2 separate regions of the Homo sapiens genome follow, and region 1 is linked to region 2. Evidence: read pairs that join two places in POLR2A ChIA-PET (ENCODE). Cell type or tissue: MCF 10A. All regions are shown on one strand. Each heading gives the region's core, and the rest is flanking DNA. Links, peaks and the distances in the headings are about the cores only. Region 1 overlaps LOC105378383 (a long non-coding RNA gene). Region 2 overlaps DLG5 (discs large MAGUK scaffold protein 5).

What was found. Peaks named below come from ENCODE experiments on the same cell type or tissue, not always from the same donor. Only the 100,000 strongest peaks of a DNase experiment are listed, where the experiment ranks them.
Region 1: POLR2A ChIA-PET joins it to region 2 with 6 read pairs; 1 of 35 experiments calls an interaction of 5 or more read pairs at or near these places.

What each region holds. Positions count from the first base shown.
Region 1 is chr10:79,451,677-79,457,058 of GRCh38, reverse strand. It overlaps LOC105378383 (a long non-coding RNA gene), which reads right to left. Exons shown (of 4, transcript XR_946104.4): 3 at 3,579-3,699; 4 at 2,340-3,186. Among named protein-coding and RNA genes, the nearest start is that of ZCCHC24, 8.7 kb to the right of the region's middle. In MCF 10A, for the core only: no CTCF peak of the experiment used is centred there; a DNase peak (open chromatin) is centred at 2,528.
Region 2 is chr10:77,854,416-77,859,797 of GRCh38, reverse strand. DLG5 (discs large MAGUK scaffold protein 5) reads left to right here. Exons shown (of 32, transcript NM_004747.4): 3 at 2,906-3,068. Among named protein-coding and RNA genes, the nearest start is that of DLG5, 70 kb to the left of the region's middle. RefSeq lists enhancers at 2,420-2,943, 2,944-3,467, 4,984-5,382. In MCF 10A, for the core only: no CTCF peak of the experiment used is centred there; DNase peaks (open chromatin) are centred at 2,277 and 4,187.

The sequences.
Region 1 (5,382 bases), core at 158-5,157, 1.6 Mb before region 2:
AAAAAAACAGCAAAAATAAAATACAACAAAATAAAATAAAATAACAAAACAAAAGCAGCCCCCAACCTTTTTGGCACCAAGGACCGATTTCATGGAAGACAGTTTTTCCAGGGACAGCACGGGTGATGGGTTTTGGGATGGTTTTGGGATGATTCAAGCACATTATTACATTTATTGTATACTTTATTTCTGTTACTATTACATTGTAAAATATAATGAAATAATTATAGAACTCACCATAATGTAGAATCAGCGGGAGTCCTGAGCTTGTTTTTTGTTGTTGTTTTTTTTTTTTTGCTATTAGACGGTCCCATCTGGGTGTGGGATATGATGAGGTTTTTCTTCAAATAATCTGATCAATCTCTTATTTTTTAATTCATATATTCCTAACATGGGGGTGATAGGAGACAGTGACAGATCATCAGGCATTAGATTCTCGTAAGAATACTGCAACCTAGATCCCTTGCATGTGCAGTTCACAAGACAGTTTGTGCTACTATGAGAATCTAATGCTGCCACTGATATGACAGGAGGCAGAGCTCAGCAGTAATGAGAGTGATGGGGAGCCGCTGTAAATACAGATGAAGCTTTGCTTGCTCTCCTGCCATTCACTTCTTGCTGTGCAGCCCAGTTGCTAACAAGCTATGGATCGGTACTGGTCTGTGGCCTAGGGGCTGGGGCCTCTGGCTTAAGAAATACATCGTATGTCATGATCAGGCATACTAAATATGTATACAAGTGAATGTCTTTTTTTAAATGACACAAAAGTATCACAAACAATACTTGTGTGATGTATTCTGATAGACTCAATTCTTCCATTTAATTCAAATAAAAATCTGATCATGACCCATTAAGTTGATTTCACAACCCACTAATCAGTCAAACCTACAGACTGCACTGCTTTAAAGATACTATTCTCGCTGTTGGGTATAAAATACATTGTGGGGGTCGTGGGGGTAGGCAAGAGAAGAGGCAGGAAGCTCAATGAGGAGGATATTGCACAAACTCAGGCACAAGCAGATAGCAGATTGGAGCAGGATGTTGGTGGTGGGGGCAAAGGCCGGTGGGCACTCTGTGTTTTAGAAGCAGAATGTGCAGGACTTATTAATGAATTAGATGAACAAGAAGGAGGAATTAGTGATGACTTTGTTTTTGGTTTGGGTCGCTGGGGGAACAGCGGTGTTGATTACTGACATGGATTTGCCTGGGGAAAGGAGCTGATTTGCAGGTAATTGAGAGTTCTGTTTGGGCTGTGTCCATTTCAATGCAATCTCACCCATTTTAATTTTTCCTGCTCTAGTCTTAGAGTCAGCTGGAGATAAGTACATAGCAGGTAGAGAAAAAACCCATAGTGAAATGTTAAGGAAAATAGAAAACTTAGTTAACATCTACTCAGGGCTTACTCTGTACCAGGCAGTGTTAAAAGCATTACACATATTCATTTAATTCTCAGGATAATGCTATGAAATAGGTGCTATCGTTGTCTATGTTTTACAGAAGAAGCACAGAAAGGTTACTTTCCTTGTCTTCAGTTGCATAGCAAATACATGAGCTGAGATGTGAACCAAGTCTGCCTGATGACGAAATGTTATCGGTCTGTCAGGGAAAGAGGTACTCAATCTCTTGGAGTAGAATGAATCTTTTTTTATGAATTTTGACTTGGAAAGATGTTCACATTATATTGCAGAGTTGAAACACAAAAGTAGGATTCAAATCAGAAAAAGCAGCTTCTGATCCATTTTTACAGTAAAAGTTAAAAACATGTCTATGCATAGATAAAAGACAAGAATTATGTATATTACAAAATTAACACAGGTTCTCACTCACTGATGGGATTAGATAGCTTAAATGTTTGACAGTGATCATATACAGCCATTGTAAAATAATATATTTTAAAATAGAGAAAGAAATGGAAACAGTGTTCGGCATATCTAGCCTGTCTGTGACACAGACTTATGGCAGCAAAGTGCCTCAGAGGACAAGTGCGCATTGTGGTGGAGGCCACTGAAGATGTGGGCAGTCATCCTGGTACTCCCTATCTGCGGATCACTGTGTGGCCTTGGGACCACAGGGTCCTCAGAGTGGTATCTCAGGGAAAGTACCTGCAGCAGTGGTGTCTTGGTAAATCTTTAACCACCAGCTCTCTAAAAAATAAAACATCCTTGATTTGCAGTGTTCGCTGATTTCTATGGCATAAAAACTACCAGTTTCAAGTGCAAATTGAGAAAAGATGAACAATAGTACACAAGTATATGGTATTTCCACCATGTAAATACAATATGTAAATTACCTCCAGAGGATAGTTAACAGTAAAATGCAATAAAGTAAATAGGACATGATGAGTTAGGAGTGTTTATTACTTTTAAAAAAGTATAAATTATTTAGTTGCAATCTCATATCATCTAATTTTTAATAATGACTGTGTTTAACAATTGGCTTACAAGATTCCCCGAAATTTAGCAATTGGCTCTAATGAGTCAGTATGAGCCTGCCCCAGCACACCACTGCCTCAGAGCCTTTTGGGCTTTGTCCAAGATCAGAAGGAGCTATGTGCCTGCTGAAGCAACTGAAGGAGGGAACCTCACCGCCGGCTCCTTTGCCCCACAAGGCATCTCGGCTTGAATCTCAGTCCGGAAGGAGAGAGAGGAAGGAGCATAGGAGAGGACTCCAACCAGGAAAGCCAGTAGCAGGAAGGGCTGGCAGCATCAATGTTATCATGGGAGCTGTTTTTCTCTGTCTTATCAATGGCAGAGACAAGGGAAAACAATACCTCTGACTTGATATCACTTTGCGAGCCAACAGGAAAACCCCAGAACCATGGGTCTGCAATGGCTTTGCCAATCTGGGTGGGTCAGGATTCCTTTCCCATCTCTGAGTTCTTGCCTTCTGCCTGTCTCTGCTTTCTATGCTCCAGTATGCTGATTACATAGCTCCGAGTCTCAGTTTCTCCTCTCTGAAATGGCCCAACTTGGCAGGTCCTGGAGAATTCAGGGGCATAGCTGCCTGTCTCTCACTGTGAAGACCATGGCAGAAGCAGGGCAAGCATTTCTGCTCCTTGGCTCTGTGTGACCGTCCTCGACACCACCCAGTTTCCATATCATCTTCACTTTGGGAGCTGTGTAGGCACTGAAAACATCATCCTCCATCAGCAGATTTGGAAACTGAGGTCCAGGGAGGTCAGGGAACCTGTTAAAATGGCAAAAGAACCAACTGCACACACATTTCATAAAATAAAAAAGTGGGAGATCAAGTGTTGCAGAGAGTGTGAACCTATAGGATTTCTTATGCATTACTAGAGAACATTAGTAGTATCTTGGAAAGGTGAACATGCATATATTCTACAATGTAGCACATACACTGAACAGATATTGTTGCAAATGTAGGTCAGGAAGAGTCATAGCAGCAGTGTTCACAGTTGCAAGAACCATCAACAGGAGAATAGTTGAATAAACTGTGGTTGAGTCACACAACGGATGGAATACAGGAATCTAAATCTAAATGAACCAATGAATGAATTACAGCGGCATACCTCAATGTGACTAAAATTTAGTAGTATGGCCAGGTATGGAGGTACATACCTATAGTCCAGCTACTCAGGAAACAGGTGGGATTGCTTGAGGCCAGGAGTCCAAGACTGTAGTGCACTACGATTGCACTTGTGAATAGCCACTGCACTCCAGCCTGGGCAAGATCCTGTCTCTAATTAAAAAAAAAAAAATAGCAGTACAAAATTAAGTGAAATAAGTAAGTCATAAAGATTCTATACAGCATGATACTCTTTTAAGAAAGTTAAAGAACAAATTAAAAATATCTATTTTTAGAATGCATACAGATTAGATACAATTAAATAAATATGAAAGCAAGGGAGTGATTCCAGATGGTGATTATGTCAGGTTGGAGGAACCTAGGAGATGGGCTAGGGATAGATCTCATATGTAGATATAAGTTATTGTCAGGGTTCTCATTTTTATGGTGGCTGGTTTGTACAGGGACTATAAGCAAACAATTAAATAAAACATAATATTATGAAGAAGGATTATGGTTAACTCCCTTCTGTGCCCCTGGGCTGGGGGGAAGAAGAAGGCTGGCATTGAGAATCAGACTTGGCTGGTGCCACTGTCTGGTTTTCAGGGGGACAACTGAAAATCACAGAACCAGAAGTCATGTGCTTTCCCCTTTCAGGCCTCAGTTTTCACATCACTAAAATTAGGTTTTGGGATCAGGTCATCTTTGAACTCCTTTATTAGCTGAGATAGAGCAGGCCCTGCTGCAGTAACAGATAAGCCTCCCCATCTCAGGGGCTGTACACATCACAGTCTGGGAGACCACCCTGGTCAGCTCACCTACAACACTGATTTAGAGATCCGGACTCTTCTGTCTTAGAGTCTTTCACCTCATGGATGGGAGAGAGAAAGCGTGGAGAACCCACACCCACTCTTGCCAACTCCCAAGAGTCACGCTGTTCCTACTCACCTTCTTGCTGAGAATGCACAGCCCCCACCCCACTGCAAGGGAAGCTGAGTGAGAAGGGAAGAGGACTTGCCTGCTCAGGGAACACCGACCCTCCCTGCCCGAGCTCCCTGCGTGTCTGTAATCCTCACAGTCTCCGGGATGTTCCAGCCCAGATTCGACAGTCTCCTGTTTCTGAGTCTACAATCCACAAAGGCTTTCTGAGTTTATTCATTCATTCCTTAAGTAAACAGAGGGCCTGCTCTGATCCAGCACTGGGTTAGGCCAAGGAGCTTATCACTCCTTAAAAAGCTCATAGTCCGGGGGTGAGTGCTGGTGGGAATGGAGGAGAAGGGAGGACTGACCATTTTACAAATGTCATCATATCGTGTGAACGCCCCATAGTCAAAGATAAAAGAGAGAATATCTAATGGGTGTGTGTGATGGGGGAGGAGGTTGTGATCACAAAAGGCTTCTTTCAGAAAGTCAGTTTTTCAGCTGGGTCTCTAAGTGTGAGAGGAGACTGCCAGGAAGACTAAAAGAAGGGGCTCTTCCCAGTAGGGGAACAGCAAGTGCAAAGGCATGGAGGCAAGGAAGGCCTTGCACGCATGGGAAAGGCCAGTTATTTCATTTTGCCGAAGGTGGGGTACACATGGTGTAAGGGTTATGGGGGTAGGTTGTACTTGCCATTAGGGTAGAAGGGTGATCAGGAGTCAGATGCTGAAAGGCCATGAATGTTTTGCCCAGTAGGTGTTTGGATTTCATCCAGTGGGCCACCATGGAAAGATTCCAAGTAGGCAAGGAAGGCTAAGGGATGACTGGAGTGGCAGTTTCAGGCCCTACCAAAGTCTCCATTAGCCAACTTTCCTTCTATTCTTTGATGTAAGCAAGGCTTTTCTCAGAATAATGTAGAGAACTTTGCACATTCAACTT
Region 2 (5,382 bases), core at 247-5,246:
CGGCCTGGAGCAGAGAAATCCTGGCTGTCATGATGCTGGTGGCTTTTAAACACAGTCTGTGTTGCTTAATGACAGGGACACATTCTGAGAAATGCGTTGTCATTTGGTAATTTAGTTGTTGTGTAAACATGAGTGTGCTTACACAAACTTAGATGGTATCTACCCCATACCTAGGCTACACGATATGGCCTGTTGCTCCTGAGCTGCAAACCTGTACAGCATGGTACTGTACTGGCTACGGTAGCCAGTTGTAACACAATGGTAAGTATTTGTGTGTCTATACATAGAAAAGAAAAGCTGCAGCAACAGTACAGAATAAAAGATAAAAAATGGTCCACCTGTACAGGGCACTTACATGAATGGAGCTTGCAGGACCTGAAGTTACTCTGGGTAAGTCAGTGAGTGAGTGGAGAGAGAATGTGAGGGCCTAAAACATGACTGTACACCGCTGTAGGCTTTGTAAACACTGTACACTTAGGCTATATTCGACTTACAGAAAATATTTTTCCTTCTTCAATAGTAAACTGTTGCTTACTGTAACTTTTTTACTTTATAAACTTTATATTTTTTTAACTTTTTGACTGTTTTGTAATAACACTTAGCTTAAAACACAAACACATTGGGCCGGGTGTGGTGGCTCACGCCTGTAATCCGACCACTTTGGGAGGCCAAGGCAGGCAGATCCCTTGAGCTCAGAAGTTTGAGACCAGCCTGGGCAACATAGCGATACCCCGTCTCTAACAAAAAATACAAAAAAATTAGCTGGGTGTGGTGGCACATGCCTGTAGTCCCAGCTACTTAGGAGGCCGAGGTGAGAGGATCGCTTGAGCCCAGGAGGCAGAGGTTATAGTGAGCTGAGACTGCGCCACTGTACTCCAGCCTGGGTGACAACAAGACCCTGTCTCAAAAAAACACACACACACAAAAAGAATACACACAAACACATTGTACAGCTGAATATTTTCTTTCTTTATATCCTTATTCTATAGGCTTTTTCTATTTTAAAAATGTTTAATTTTTTTGTACTTTTTTTGTTAAAAACTAAGACACAAATATATTCATATATTAGCCTAGGGCTACAGAGGGTCAGGATCAACAAGACGTCATTAGGTGACAGGAATTTTTCATCTCCATGGTAATCTTTTAATTTATTTTTTTTAGAGAGAAGTTCTTGCTTTGTCACCCAGGCTGGAATACAGTGGTGTGATCTCGGCTCACTGCAGCCTTGACGTCCTGGGCTCAGGCGATCCTCCCACCTCAGCCTCCCAAGTAGCTGTGACTCTAGGCACGTGCCACCACACCCAGCTAATTTTTTGGTATTTTTTGCTAGAGACGGGGTTTCGCCATGTTGCCCAGGCTGGTCTCAAACTCCTGAGCTCAAGGGATCCGTCTGCCTTGGCCTCCCAGAGTGCTTGGATTACAGGCATGAGCCACCACTCTTGGCTAATTTTTGTATTTTTTGTAGAGATGTGATTTAATCTTTTTTTTTTAATACATATTTCTTTTGTTTCTAACTCTATTATAATCTTATGGGACCACATCCTACATGTGGTCCACCATCATTGACTGAAACGTTGTTATGTGGCACATGACTGTCGTGCATTTCAGGGGGTGCTGGAGTCAAGTGGTTGGGGTTCCACAACCTGAAAAGACTGAAAAGCACAGCACTGGGAGTTGAGGATCCTCCTCCCACTGTGGTCTGGCTTGTCATGCCTGGCCCTGAGCTCCCTATCCTCCCTGGCCCTTCTGGAAGGCCCCAAGCCACTGCTTTTGTCTTGGGTTGGGGGACTCTTGGTTTGCATGAACATTTGACCAACAAGGATCAGTGGGACAGGGGTGGTCAGGACAGCACAGAGAATCAGAAGACCTATCATGTCCTATGCCCTTTGTGCGTTGTGGGTCCAGTGCGGAACAGACACTGTGTCCCCTGACACGAGTCAGCCTGCCAGATCCCATCCACAAATTGGATGGTTGCTGTGAGCTCCTCTGACCCCAACAAGGGTCTCTAAGGGTTGATTGAGATATCAGGTAGACATATTGACAGGGTTCAATATAAAAGCACCATGGATTAGTCTCTTCTCCTGGGATGAGGTGCTTTCTTCCTAGAGATGGATTTGGATCTTATCAGAGGTGGTGGTGGCAGCGGTGGCTGTTGCCTGCTAGGAGCATAAGGTGTGGGGCTCCCTGTAGGACACTCAGTCCTAGGGTGGTTGATGAGGGCTGGTGAGGGTTAAGTAGCCTGGAGGCATCAGGACCAACTTGAATTGCGTCACACTGACCTCAGCTGGGAGCCAGCAGCCCTCCTCTTAGCCTGCACGCCTGGGCTGGTTGGGCAGGTCTTTCAGGCGGGTGGACGGCTTGCAAAAAGGGAGCCGTGCACTGTCCAGCCCTGGTCGAGGAGGGCGGGGACACGGCCCTTGGGCCCCAGCTGCCCTGGTCCTTAGTAGCGTCATTGGATTTCAGGTGTGCCTTTCTCCTCGAGCCATGCCTTCCACTCTCCTCAGGGCACAGGTTGGTCTGTCCTGCTCCATGTGCCAGGCTTAGTGGTGGGTAACAGCTGATATTTCCAAACCAGGGGAGGATGCAAGGATCACGGCCAAAACAGTCGCATCCTGGAGGTGTGAAAGCCAGGTTGGGGAGAGAGTGCGCGTCTTCAGGGTCCTTGCTGGGGTGGTTACTGGGGGTTGTTGAGTGCTTGGATGCTGGAGCCAGATGCCCTGCACTCACTTTCAGTTCTACCTGCTACCGTCTGTGGCTCAGTGTTCTCATCTGTGAAAGGGGAATGCTAAGAGGACCCACTTGTTGGGTCACGAATAGCTAACACAAGCCAACAGCTCAGGACAGCACCGGGCGCCTCGTGAATGCCAGATGAACACAAGTTCACTTTATTATTCCCCTTCCACAGGCACTACCGGGAAGGCGCCGTCCCCACCACCCCTCCTCACTGACCAGCAAGTGAATGAGAAGGTGGAGAACCTCTCCATTCAGCTGCGGCTGATGACCCGGGAGAGAAACGAGCTCCGCAAGCGCCTGGCCTTTGCTACGCATGGCACGGCCTTTGACAAGAGGTAGTAATTGCGCCGTCTCCCCTGCCCAGGCCCCATGGTTGGGATTACTACCCCGATGCTGGTGCTGTCACCCCCAAACACCCCTGGCTCCTGGGGGTCCAGGCTGCGCTGCCTGAGTGTCCCCTTTCCCCCACCTCATGTCCAGAAATGCTTCCCAGGGGCAGGACCCACAGGCTTCTTGTGGGGCAGGTCCCCATCCCACATGTGGCAAGGCCCCTGATAGTGGTGTGCTTGTGTGCAAAGTCAGCTCGTGTGTGTGTGTGTGTGTGTGTGTGTCCCTACCACTGTCTCCTAGACCTGCCTAAGTTGAGTGAAGCTTTATGTGGTTGGTAAACATATTAATTGTTCCCTGTCACACATGTGTTTTATTTGTTTTTTGAGACGGGGTCTTGCTCTGTTGCCTGGGCTAGAATGCAGTGGCACAATCATGGTTCAATGCAGTTTTGACCTCCCCGGCTCAAGTGAACCTCCCACCTCAGCCTTCCAAGTAGCTGGGACTATAGGTGTGTGCCACCATGCCCAACTAATTTTTTTTTTTTAATTTTTTTGTAGCAGCAGGGTCTTTCTTTTTTGCCCAGGCTGGTCTTGGGCTTCTAGGCTCCAGTGATCCTCCTGCCTTGGCCTCCCAGAGTGCTGGAATTACAGGCGTGAGCCACAGTGTCTGGCCCCACATGATGTGTTTTAAACAGAGCACATTGTACCTGGTGTCTTTGTTGCTTTGAAGAAAATGTTTGCTGCTTTTGTTGTGATTTAGAGGTAGATACCAGGGAAGGGTGGCCCATAGGGTGGGGCAGAGAGAGTCTTTATCTACCTGCATGATCTAAGAGGACTTTCTGGGAAGGAGGAGGGCCAGAGAGTGGTTTATCCTTTAGCTCCCATGCTGGTAGAGGTCTGGAGGGGAGGGGGGCTTGGTGTAAACACTTCAGTTTCACCTCTTTCCTTCAGGAGTAAGGGTCTATGCCTCTGCACTTTGTGCCTCTGGGATTATGCCAGAGCTGCAGAGCCTGATCCCTGAGCTTGTATTCATGAGGATATGCCCCTCAGTCAGTTGGCCCGAAGGCAGGATGAGTGAAGACGTGGATGTGCTAGCACATGAGAGTTGGCACACTATGGCCCACGGGCCCACTGCCTGTTTTATAAATGAAGTTTTATTGGAACACAGCCATGCTCATTGGTTACAAAGTGTCTATGACTGCTTTCCTGCTACAAAGGTGGAGTCGAGTGGTTGCAACAGAAACTATGTAGTGTGCAAAGCCTAAAGTATTTACTGTGTGGCCTTTTGCAAAAAAAGTTTGCTGACCTCTGCTCTAGAAAAAGGGTCCTCAAACTTGAGCATGCACCAGAATCATCCACAGAGCTTGTTAATGCACAGATCATTGCCTCTCTTTCCCTCCCTTCAGAACACCTGACTCAGGAGGGCTGGGGCTGGGGCTAGGCCTGAGAATGTCTATTTGTGACAAGTTCCCAGGTGATACTGTGCTGCAGGTCTGGGAACCCCACTCTGAGATCACTGCTCATGGCCAGTGTTCTTAACCTTGGTTGCACATTGGAATACCCTGGGGAGTTTTTAAAAAATCCTCACGTTTGGGTTTTATCCTCAGATATGCTAATGTAATTGACCTGGGCATTGGTATTTTAATGTGTACCCAAGATTGAGAGTCATTGTTCTAAAGAGAGGAGAAATTTCTTTTCTTTAATATTTTACTTTTATTTATTTATTTATTTATTTAGTAATTATTTTTGAGACAGGATCCTCTCTGTTGCCCAGGCTGGAGTGCAGTGGTGTGATCTCGGCTCACTGCATCCTCGACCTCCTGGGCTCAAGTGATCCTCCCACGTTAGCCTCCTGAGTAGCTGGGACTACAGGCACATGCCACCACACCAGGCTAATTTTTGTATTTTTTTTTGTGGAGGCGGGGTTTCACCATGTTGCTCAGGCTGGTCTCAAACCCCTGGCTTCAAGTGATCCACCTGCCTCAGCCTCCCAAAGTGCTGGGATTACAGGCACGAGCTGTCACGCCGAGCCTACAGAGAAGAGACATTTCATCACAGGTTTCTGGTGGACTCAGACCTGTTGTACAGACTCCTGGAAGCTCCTGCAGAACAAGTTGGCACCTTCTTAGCTCTCCAGGCCCATGCAGGGAGCTCAGGCAACCACGGCTCCCTCCATCCTAGGGATTCTGATTCTGTGGGTCTGAGTGAGGCCAGGATATCTGAGTTTAACAAACACCCAGGTGTGTGTGGTGCATAGAAGACCAGTACTGGGGAACCACTGGGCTGGCCTAATCCAGGACCTGGTTCCTCTATCCGTGTG